Regions from separate parts of the Homo sapiens genome. Here region 1 is linked to region 2. Evidence: read pairs that join two places in POLR2A ChIA-PET (ENCODE). Cell type or tissue: GM12878. All regions are shown on one strand. Links, peaks and the distances in the headings refer to the core of each region. The heading gives the core; the rest is flanking DNA.

Region 1 (5,266 bases), core at 267-5,266, 600 kb before region 2:
TCTCACTTTGATGTCTGATGTCTGATGATGTCTTTGTTTATAAATATATAAAATAAATTATATAAAATTACAAAGAAGCTAATGATATTGAAATATAACGATAAAAATACTATTAAAAACAAATTTGATTTGGTTTATAGTCATTCATGTGCTTTCTTGTTAATGTGCTAAATCATAATATCTATGGAAAACATCTAATAATTCTGGTATGAGCATAAATATACTTTGAGGTATCTATAACAACTATAATGTGATATCCATGATTTTTATCATTGATAAAGTTACAGGCACCTCTAATACTGCTGTGGTTTTTTGCCTACATTCATATTAGTTGAAAGAAATGATAAATTTCACTCAGAGATTAGCAAAAGTAAATATAAAATATTTCCCATCCAAGTTCATAAATCTCCCTGAAGTAGATGCTTGGGCTAGAATGGCGTCAATTCAACATGGCAACTCTAGTTAGTACAATGCTGATTGGAAGCTCTGTTTGGTAGTTATAGGTCCCAGGAGTACTGGAATAACTGCACAGAGCAAGGAGTATCTGGGGGAGAGGAGAAAGGAGCTCTAAGGAAGTGGGGCTCAAAGAGACCAGTGGAGGGTTCTGCAGACCAGCCTCAGCTCATGGCTTACGTAGGGACACTCCAAGTGCCGAGCCATAGGATAAATTGTTGGAAACATCTTGAAGTTCTCATCTTTATTAAGTGCTCCAAACTCTTTGTAGACTCACTTAAATATACCCTAAACTTACAAATTGAGTTAAAATACAAAATGATATCCCCATCTCCTTTCTTGTGTGAATTGTAGATATCTGGAGGCGCAGAGCTCTCTCCTTTTGGCTCTCCATCTGCAGGTTTGGGGCTGAGGGCTATTTTGAGAAGACCCATGTGTTAAGGTTTCTTGCACTATGGATCATCTGGTCACACAGCAGAGAGAATTACAGTCCATCTGAATACAGTCCTCTGCCCTGTTCCAGAGAGATTAGGCTGACCCTATCCATAAGCAGAGGGCTGCCCATAGTGGAGTGTACTTGAGAGGCATTAACTGGTCCCTGATGCTGCAACCTTCCTCCCCAAGCCTCCTAGATGCCTGATGGTACCTCCAACAGAATCTCTTCTTCCAGTTGATGTCAAGCATCAAATTGATAAAATACCAAGTAATGAACTGATACTCTGTAAGTTCTTCTGATATAGCCACTAAGACAACCCAGATTTAGGCCATGGCTGGAGACTAGGGTAAACCACAAACTACCAAACATGAGTCAGTAAATTCAGGCTCCTTAGAGGCTGCCTGGATTCCAAACGTCCCACCGGTCCCAAAGGGAAGACCCTAGTAGAAATGTGCCTCATGACCCTCAGGGACCAGTGGAAGGGCTGCCTCTTGGGCACCGTTCACATTAACCTTTCCCTCTTCTGTGGGTCTCTCCCAGGGCCTGCATACCTTGTGTGGAGCTGGAGACATAAAGTCTAACAATGGGCTTGCTATCCACATTTTCCTCTGCAATACCTCCATGGAGAACAGGTAAGTGGCTCAGTTCTAGGGAAGGACATGCCCATCTTCTAAGGGATTTTGGCCAGAAGTCAAACTCCAGGTTTCACTCTTGTGAAGTCACATATGCACATACATAGTTGTTTTTGTTATTGGTTTTCTCCTCAAGGCAATATTCATATATATTTATTGACAATGATAATGAATGAGACAAAAGGCATTTATCTTGACTGAACATCAGTGATATAAACAAGCACATCACATAACAATGTAAACAGAAAAGGGAGGATGGAGCCCTGGAATGCAGGAGTAGATCGAAAGGCATTTTGACTTTAAGTCTGAGTCCAAATATGCTTTTGTTGTTGTTTGATATTTCAAGGATTTTTCTGAGCCAAATATGAGTGACCAATGGCCTGCGACACAGCCATCAGGAGATCCTGAGAACATGTGCCCAAGGTGATTGGGCTACAGCTTGGTTTTATACATTTTAGGGAGGCATAAGACATCAGTCAACACATATAAGGTGTACATTAGATCCAAACTGTGGTTTTTATCTCAGTAGAAAAGTAACAGCAGATTTAAAGCAGGCAGAAAAGAAAACAGAGAAATAGAGAACTTAGAAACTCTGTAGTTGCAGGTTGACCTTTGGGCTCTGAATGATACAATTTTCCCATTGGTTTAAAATGTGCACAACAGACTGTAATATGTAACCAGCTGGAGTACTAGAAACTCTGGCATACCCTTGAACTTTTCCATTTTACACAAACACTTGCAAGTAGAGGCACCTTTCTCCTTGTCTTTCCTCATTCTTAGATTATTTGTTTCCCACGTTTTTTTTCTTAAAAGGAGGAACTGAGCTGTGACCTAGGGGTTTTGTGGGTGGTGGATTGGTGTACTGAATGTAGGCAGGACTCCACAGTGTTTCACCACCGAGTCGTTTCCACCCTCTTACCTGTCTCAGTTTCTCTCTCCAGAGATCTAGCACCTCTGAGAGGCCTCAAAATGCCAAGTGATCAGCTCTTATATGTATTTCCGGGACAAAACTATTTTTGGGGGGGTTCCCTGTAGCGCCACTGCACATCACAGGGGATGAATCCCTCAGACACTGCAACTCAGCCCCTAGTCACCCAGGGTGCCTTTCAGTTGGGAAGAACAAAATGCCCTTTCTCTTCAGAGCTGAGGAGCTCAGTCTCTCATTTATGCACAAAAATGACAGTCACACGAATGCGCAGGCAAGCCAACTGAGCTAAATTTGGGGAGAAAAAACAATGGAGTAGACCATTTAGAATACACCTCCAAACTGGAAACCAAACAGGGTACCCAAAAGGGAGTCATTCTTGTTGTCTTTAGAAAAAGACAACGGAGGCCGGGCACAGTGGATCACGCCTGTAATCCCAGTACTTTGAGAGGCCGAGGTGGGCGGATCACGAGGTCAGGAGCTCGAGACCAGCCTAGCCAACATAGTGAAACCCCATCTCTACTAAAAAATACAAAAAATTAGCCGGGCGTGGTGGTGGGCGCCTGTAATCCCAGCTACTCAGGAGGCTGAAAAAGGAGAATTGCTTGAACCCGGGAGGCGGAGGTTGCAGTGAACCGAGATCATGCCATTGCACTCCAGCCCGGACAACCGTGTGAGACTCCATCTCAAAAAAAAAAAAAAAAAAAAAGAAAAAGAAGAAAAAGACAATGGAGAAATCCTTTAGAATGGACCTGTGAACTAGAATTAGGAACCTAAACAAGAGCTTCCTAGGAGGGAAAAATCAAGAACTGTCAACCAAACAGGGCTCAGGAGGACTTAACAGTTCCATCAGAGGAGAAGCCCAAAGTTGAAGGCGCTTTCAATAGGTCCCTGCTGATACCTTAGCTCTGAGTTCAGGCAACTCCTTCAGGGTTCTGAGTCTTCTCTGAGGCCCAATGTGTCCAGGTGCCAAATTATTGTTGACAAAAATAGTCAAACTATTAATATGTAAAATATTTGAATTGATGTATTCTGAGCCAAATATGAGTGACCAGTGACCCATGACCCAGCCCTCAGGAGATCCTGAGAACATGTGCCTTTGAATATCCTTAATTTCTAAGGTTCCCCAGGGCTGTTCTTGAGTCCCAGGTCACAGTGTGTGAGTTTCCATTAGGACCACCCATTAGTAGCAGGCTACCCGACTTTGGCTTCAGCTAACAGCTCTGTGTAAGCTTAAAATTCTTAAGTAGAGGAGCTTATATACTGGCTTTGCAAAACAAAGTATGCAAATGGCATTCCTGCCTTATTATACACTACCTCTGGAACTGGACCATTTGTGTCCAAAGCCCAACTCTACATTTCCTGGCTGAGCGACCTTGTGAGCCATGAATCAGGGACAAGATCACAGCCCTATGACAAGGCTCTGGAGGCCTCTCTTTGGGTCAAATCTCATATCAGGCCACCTCCCCTCTCTCCACTTGAGCCGCATTGGCCTTCATTCACTTCTTTCAAGCTGCCGCGTGCCCTCCTTCTAAGCACTTGCACTTGCTGTTCCTTCTGCCTGGAACATTCTTTCCTTTCTCCAAACCCTCACCTAGATAACACCTTCAGATATCCGGTCAAATGTGTCCCTTCTTTGAAGAAGCCTTTGCTGATTCTTCAAACTAACCAAGTCGCTATTCTTTCATTCCCTCAAACTTGATTTTCACAGGGTCATTACAGTCTGCAAAGATATTGTTCTGTAATTATTTGATTGCTCTCTGACTCCCCACTAGACTCTAAGTTCCACAAGGGCAGAGCCTGGGTCATTTTGCTCCCCATTTTATACCCAGCTCTGAGCTTGCTACATAGGCACTAAACAATGATTTGTGTTATGACGTAATTTGTCTAGACAATGTTAAAACTGAAAATCACAAGAATTACTCTATATGTTTCAGATGCTTTTACAATTCAGATGGGGACTTCTTGATTGGTGAGTTCTGAAGACTTCAGACCCCCTCACTGTTAATTGACCCCTAACCGCAAGCTGCTTTCTAATTTTATACACATTATTTTCCTTCATTCTCCAATCTGTCTTATTTCATTTAGTGCAATCCAGAGACTGAGGTCTAGAGGCCACAGGTGGTCTGGAAAAGATTTCTAGTGTACCTCAAAGCCCCTACTCTATTTCCTTGTCTCTCTGTCTTTGCCCATCTCTTCTGGACCTTTCTGATGTGGGAGACCTGGGCAGCTGAAAAGAAATGAAGACTAATACTAATGGGATTAACTTATTACGGTAACTGTATTTGCCTTGAAACTCTCTCAGTAAAAGCCCATTTATCATTAGTAACTGCAATTTAAATTCAAATTTTCATGAGACCATCTAAAATGTAAAGTCTATCAGAGATTGTTCTGGTCTGCCTATTATACTTGATGGTTTTTTAGTATCAATATTTTGGAATCAACATTTTCGTGTATATGTCACACAAGCAAATGTCAGCCTTTCACTGGAACTATCAGAAATGGGTGATTTTCCATCCTATTTCTGCTACCCCTTTTTGACCATGTCACAAAATTGTGCATATACAAGTTCCTTGCCTGGTGACCAAAAAAGCAGAGTCATTGTTTTATTCACATTCTTCTAGATAGGAAAATAGCTAATCTAAGTTGTCAGAATTTATCTTTTTCCCCAAGAGACTCAATAAAGCTCTTTGCATTTGGAATGGAAAAGCAAATGCAGCCTTAAGCCTTTCCTGTTCATGAAATGGTTATCACACCAAAAGAATTGCTCACCACTGCCCTGTCTTTTTTTGTCAGTTCCGCAGAAAGGGAACCTTCTCA
Region 2 (5,481 bases), core at 250-5,249:
GTATATCACAGGTTATGGAGGTTATTTCAATATTGAAAAAATGCTAGTTGAGTATACATACATTCCTGCACCATTGTTAATAAATTATATTCTTTTTGATGTGTTGCTTAGCTTCTTGGGACCCTTTACTCACTAGACTTTTATTGACAGCTGTGTTCCAAAATACAGTTAGATAAAAAGAACAAGACACATTTTTTTTTCTAACTTTGCAGGTTGGTAGAGAAATACACATGTTCTGTGATAAGTATTATTATAGCCACAAACAATTAAGAATATTATGGGAGGGCCTAGGCAAGATATCGTTAAGAAGTGAGGGAGGAATGAAGGAAAGGGAATTGATTTGAAAAGATTAAGGTTGTACAATCTTCCTTTAGTAGTTGATGATTTCTTTAGGTGTCTGAGTCCAAAGGAGAGAGAAAGGAGGAGTCAAGAAAGACACCCAGATATTTGTCTGGGAAGACCAGATGGATACCAGTGTTTATCAAAATGTGGAATAAGCCCTACTTCCAACAAAACAAAACTCATTACATGTGCTACACTTTCAAAGACACTGTGTTATTGTTTTCCAAGATGAGTTCAATTGTGGGCATGTTAGTTTGAGGGGCCTAGGGTGGAGATTTGTGGAAGCCATTTGGAGAGCTATCAGGAGACTTGTATGAGCTGATGAGCAGTGTAGCATAAGTAGGTGAAGGAAATGCTTAAGATCATCCTTTGAGAATTTTTAGTAGGAGAAGAGAAGATGGTCAGAGACCCTCTGATAATTGAGGGACAGGCAGAGGGAAATAAATTAAGCAAAACATAAAAAAGAAAAAAGGGTCAGGTTGTGTTGAAGGCAAGTGACCAGTTTAAAGAAAAAAGGTTAGGGGAGAGAGGGATCTGAAATGTTAAATCCTGCCTAAAGGACAAATAAAATCTGAAAAGTGTTTATTAGATTTAGGAATAAGAAGGCATTGATGACTTTGGAAAAAGCAACTAAACTGGGAAGTTGGGTGTAGAAGCTGGAGAAGTGGAGGATATAGAGGTGAGGAAGTGGAAGACAGTGAGTATTGACTACCGTTTGAAAAGTTTGCCTATGAAGCTGGTGGAGTACAGGTTAAAAGTGAGCAAGCAGGGATTTGAAAGTGTTAATGTTCTAGGGAAGGAGAGAGAGGAGGGAATGAGAGATTGAACTAAGGATAAAATACCATCATCTTGAACTTTCTAGAGAAATGTTTTTTATGCTTCTTGTTTGCTCTTTTTGTAAAAATTGTTCTAAGGTATTTTTTAGATAATGCTGAATATCTTTTTTGATACCTTTATGATATTTCAGCTACCATGAATATCAGTTATTGTACTGCCGGTATCAAAGAATATATTAATAGCAACAGCCCTGTTCTAAAATACAACAGTTCAGGGCTGTATTAGTTCATTTTCATGCTGCTGATAAAGACATACGCGAGACTGGATACTTCATACAGGAAAGAGGTTTAATGGACTCACAGTTCCACGTGACTGGAAGGCCTCGCAATCATGGTGGATAGCAAGGAGGAGCAAGTCACGGCTTACATGGATGGCAGCAGGCAAAGAGAGAGCTTGTGCAGGGAAACTCCCCCTTATAAAACCATCAGATCTCATAAGACTTATTCACTATCATAAGAACAGTATGGGAAAGATGTGCCCCATGATACAATGTGGGTCCCTCCCACAACACGTAGGAATTTTGGCAGCTACAATTCAAAATGAGATTTGGGTGGGACACAGCCAAACCATTCAGGGGCCGTTTAATGTAATTATATAGTAGCTTTTTAATAGCCAGTTTTATCTTTTCCTTGTGGGTGCACATGTGTTTTGCCCACTAACTCATTGATGTGGTTGGTCCTAGCAATAGTAGTCCCTATTACTACAAATGTGCTAAGTAACTGTGAATGGGAAATCCACATTACCAAATTGTTAGAATTGTTCTTTGAATGAAATTACTGATTTTAATCATTAGATTGTAAGGAAGGTCTGGGGATTACATCTGTAAAGTGTACTCTGTGATAGATGTAGTTTTCTTTTTCTTTTGAGCCAGTGTCTCACTCTGTCGCCCAGGCTGGAGTGTAGTGGCGCGATCTGGGCTCACCACAACTTCCGCCTCCCAGATTTGAGTGATTCTTCTGCCTCAGCCTCCCGAGTAGCTGGGATTACAGGCTCCCGCCAACACACCCGGCTAATTTTTGTATTTTTAGTAGAGAAGAGGTTTCACCATGTTGGCCAGGCTGGTCTCGAACTCCTGACCTCAGGTGATCCACCCACCTCGGCCTCCCAAAGTGCTGAGATTACAGGCATGAGCACCATGCCCGGCCTATAGTTTTCTACTGCTGTTTTACTTAGAATGTAGAGCTCTATAGTAGAGCTCTGTAGTTAGACTGCTTTAGAATCCCAGCTCTAACACTTACGAACTCTGACCTTGAACAAATGACTTACCTAAGAGCTTTCTTCATCTTTAAGTTGGTGATAATAATAGTACCTATCTCACACGGCTATTGAGGTTAAATGATGTAATGCATGAAAAACATAGCTTGGTACAAACTAGGTACTTACTCAGTAAACAGCTGTTAATAATTATTTTCTCCCTGCCTCCAGGATTTTGATTTTCTAAGCTTGATGTTTTTGGAAGTCTTCTTGATTAGAAAGATGTTACTATATTTGAAAAGGGAATAGAGTCAACTAGAGTCATATTGCAAATTTTATGTGTCTGAGAGTGTAATGAGAATTTGCAGCATATGTAAACAAGTAGATTTATTTTTCTGAGGTAGGTCCATGGATTGTTAACAGTGGTTTAGGGAAGGTTAATGTGTTTAAAAATGAGAGGTAAAAAATAACCTAGAATTACCATATGGGATATTTTACTTGGGGTGCGTTGGGGGTTACTGTGGACTAGCTATTTTAGGACAGGAAATTAACATAACCTGGTGAGGCTCATGAATCTTTCAGCCTTAGTATCAGAACTACTCGGTAACCTGTAATTTAACCCATGGCAGTACTTGGAGGGCAGGAAGTTAGGGTTTGTGCCTGGTCTGAGAAAGCCTATTTTCACCTTTTTATGAGACTTGTGCTCTTAAAAGACAGAGAATGAAATTATCTAAGACATTTGACAACCATCAATTTAGTCATTTTCTTCCTTCTGTCAAATAAATTGTACTATTCTTTTAAACATTTTAGAGCCCTGTTGAAAATTTGCACCTTTTTTATATAGTAAAACATCAATGGATGGAAAATCCTGTTTTCTGGGGTAGCCCTCTTTATTGAACTTCTCTAACACCCACAGATCCCGTTTATAAAGAAGAGGCACATTTAGTATGTTTAAAAATAGTGAACTCTTTCCTTCTGTGAATTTCTCAGGATGTGTTAATGGTGTTTAAAGTTTAATGCTGCTAAACCCACACAGGAATTTTCACTGGTTTTAAATGCCACAAAAACAGTTTTTACTTTTGTTGATAGCTGGTTTAGTAAAAAGACCTTGTTGTTAAATTCAGGAATGATTTAACAAATTATTAAAGGTTTCATTGCTTTTTTCAAAATACTTCCTATTTGCAAGTCTCTTCATATCTGCAGTCATACCAAATTACTCATATCTTTTTTTTTTTTTTTTGAGATAGAGTCTCACTCTGTCGCCCGGGCTGGAGTGCAGTGGCATGATCTCTGCTCACTGTGACCTCCGCCTCTTGGGTTCAAGTGATTCTCGTGCCTCAGCCTCCTGAGTAGCTGGGATTACAGATGCCCACCACCACACCTGGCTAATTTTTGTATTTTTCGTAGAGATGGGGTTTTGCCATGTTGGCCAGGCTGGTCTCAAAGTCCTGACCTCAGGTGATACACCCGCCTCAGCCTTCCAAATTGCTGGGATTGCAGGCGTGAGCCACCGCGCCTGACCCAGTATAGTGCTTTTTATAATTAATTGTGTACTTTTAAAAAACCTTTATTCATGATAAAGTAAATCCAGTCTACTGAGTGGCTGTGCTATATCTTTAACAGCTATTTTATCTTTATTTCCTTCAGTGTTACAGCTTCCCTACATAGTACAGATTATGTTACCTAATTAAATAGTTGAGCTATGTCCCATTCTAGTTAAGAAAACTGTCCTGTTGCCTATTTTCATCTGATTAAAATTTTCTGACTTTCTTTCAATATCTGTTTTTTTGTAAACCAGCCTATTCAGTTTTATGTCCCAACGTCCTGTTCTCTTGCTTGCCCACTGATTTTTTTCTCCATCATTAAAAAAAAAAAAAAAGAAATTGATAGACAGCATCTGGAGTGTCCTAGACCCTACTAGACCTGGTGTTTGGCCCACTGATTTCTTCTCAAAATGATTGTATCCTGTAGTTTAATTTAGCTACAGTGACCCATAACACTTCACTCAAACTGCTTTTCTGCCTCTCAGATTGTTTCCTCAGTCTTGCCTGCAGAGCACTTCTCTACCTCTCCAGCCACCTACCCCGTTTAAGTGTTTATATTTTGACCTCAGCCATTTGTTCATACTCTGCCTACCTTCCTTCTACCCTAGTGATCTGGTTTATGAAAAACTAGATATTAATTCTACTGCTTTGACCAGATCTAGTCCTCTAACCCAGATCTTTTCAGAATCCTAGACCTGCAGGAATTACCACCTACATGTTCCACAGCTACTTTAAACTGAACATGTTAAAACTGAACTCATTTTCTCTCCTGACCTTCTCTCCTCCCCTAAACAGAATGAAACCTCTATATTCTTCTTCTTCCTCTCTATCTTGGTAAATGGCACCATTATCCATAGACGCCCCTGGCTTCCTTCCCAGGAACCAAAGTTGTTTCCTCCTTACACCTAGTTCTCCACCAGTAGTCATTCTTCAAGTCTACCCCCTAAATATCTTTGGAACCTATTCCTCTTCATTTACTAGAGCCTTCACTTTAGTTTAGGACCTTATCACTCTGCCTAGACCAGAGGTTTGCAAACTATAGCCCATAAAGCCAAATACGGCTAGCCGTCTGTCTTTGTAAATCAAGTTTTATTAGAATGCAACTTCTGTGGTTTAGATATGGTTTGTTTTTCAGCATTAAAACTTGTTTCGATCATCAATGTGGCAGTGTTAAGAGATGAGGCCTGGTGGGAGATGTTTTGTTTCATGGGGGGTGGATCCCTCATGAATGGCTTTGTACCTTTTTGTAGCAGTGAGTGAGTTCTTGCTCTGGTGGTACTAGATTAGTTCTCATGGGAATGGGTTAATTCTGAGATAATGGATTGTTATAAAGCCAGGATGCCGCCAGATTTTTTGTCTTCACATCTGACCACTTCCCCTTTGAGCTTCTTTGTCATTTTGTGATGTAGCATGAAAGTCCTCACCAGAAGCCAGGGCCATGCCCTTTAAATTTCCTAGCCTGTAGAACTGTGAGGTGAATAAACCTTTTCTTTATAAATTACCCAGTCTCATGTATTCTGTCATAGCACTACAAAATGGATTAAAGCAGCTGCCTTGCTCATTA

Evidence for each region. ChIA-PET counts read pairs that join two places held together with the same protein. Peaks named below come from ENCODE experiments on the same cell type or tissue, not always from the same donor. Only the 100,000 strongest peaks of a DNase experiment are listed, where the experiment ranks them.
Region 1: POLR2A ChIA-PET joins it to region 2 with 7 read pairs; 1 of 35 experiments calls an interaction of 5 or more read pairs at or near these places.

What each region holds. Positions count from the first base shown.
Region 1 is chr3:120,647,029-120,652,294 of GRCh38, reverse strand. It overlaps HGD (homogentisate 1,2-dioxygenase), which reads left to right. Exons shown (of 14, transcript NM_000187.4): 6 at 1,430-1,521; 7 at 4,384-4,418; 8 at 5,243-5,266. Among named protein-coding and RNA genes, the nearest start is that of HGD, 33 kb to the left of the region's middle. In GM12878, for the core only: no CTCF peak of the experiment used is centred there; a DNase peak (open chromatin) is centred at 2,174.
Region 2 is chr3:120,049,899-120,055,379 of GRCh38, reverse strand. All of the region lies in intron 1 of GSK3B (glycogen synthase kinase 3 beta), which reads left to right. Among named protein-coding and RNA genes, the nearest start is that of MIR6529, 32 kb to the left of the region's middle. In GM12878, for the core only: no CTCF peak of the experiment used is centred there; a DNase peak (open chromatin) is centred at 2,909; H3K4me3 peaks cover 919 bases; H3K27ac peaks cover 1,300 bases.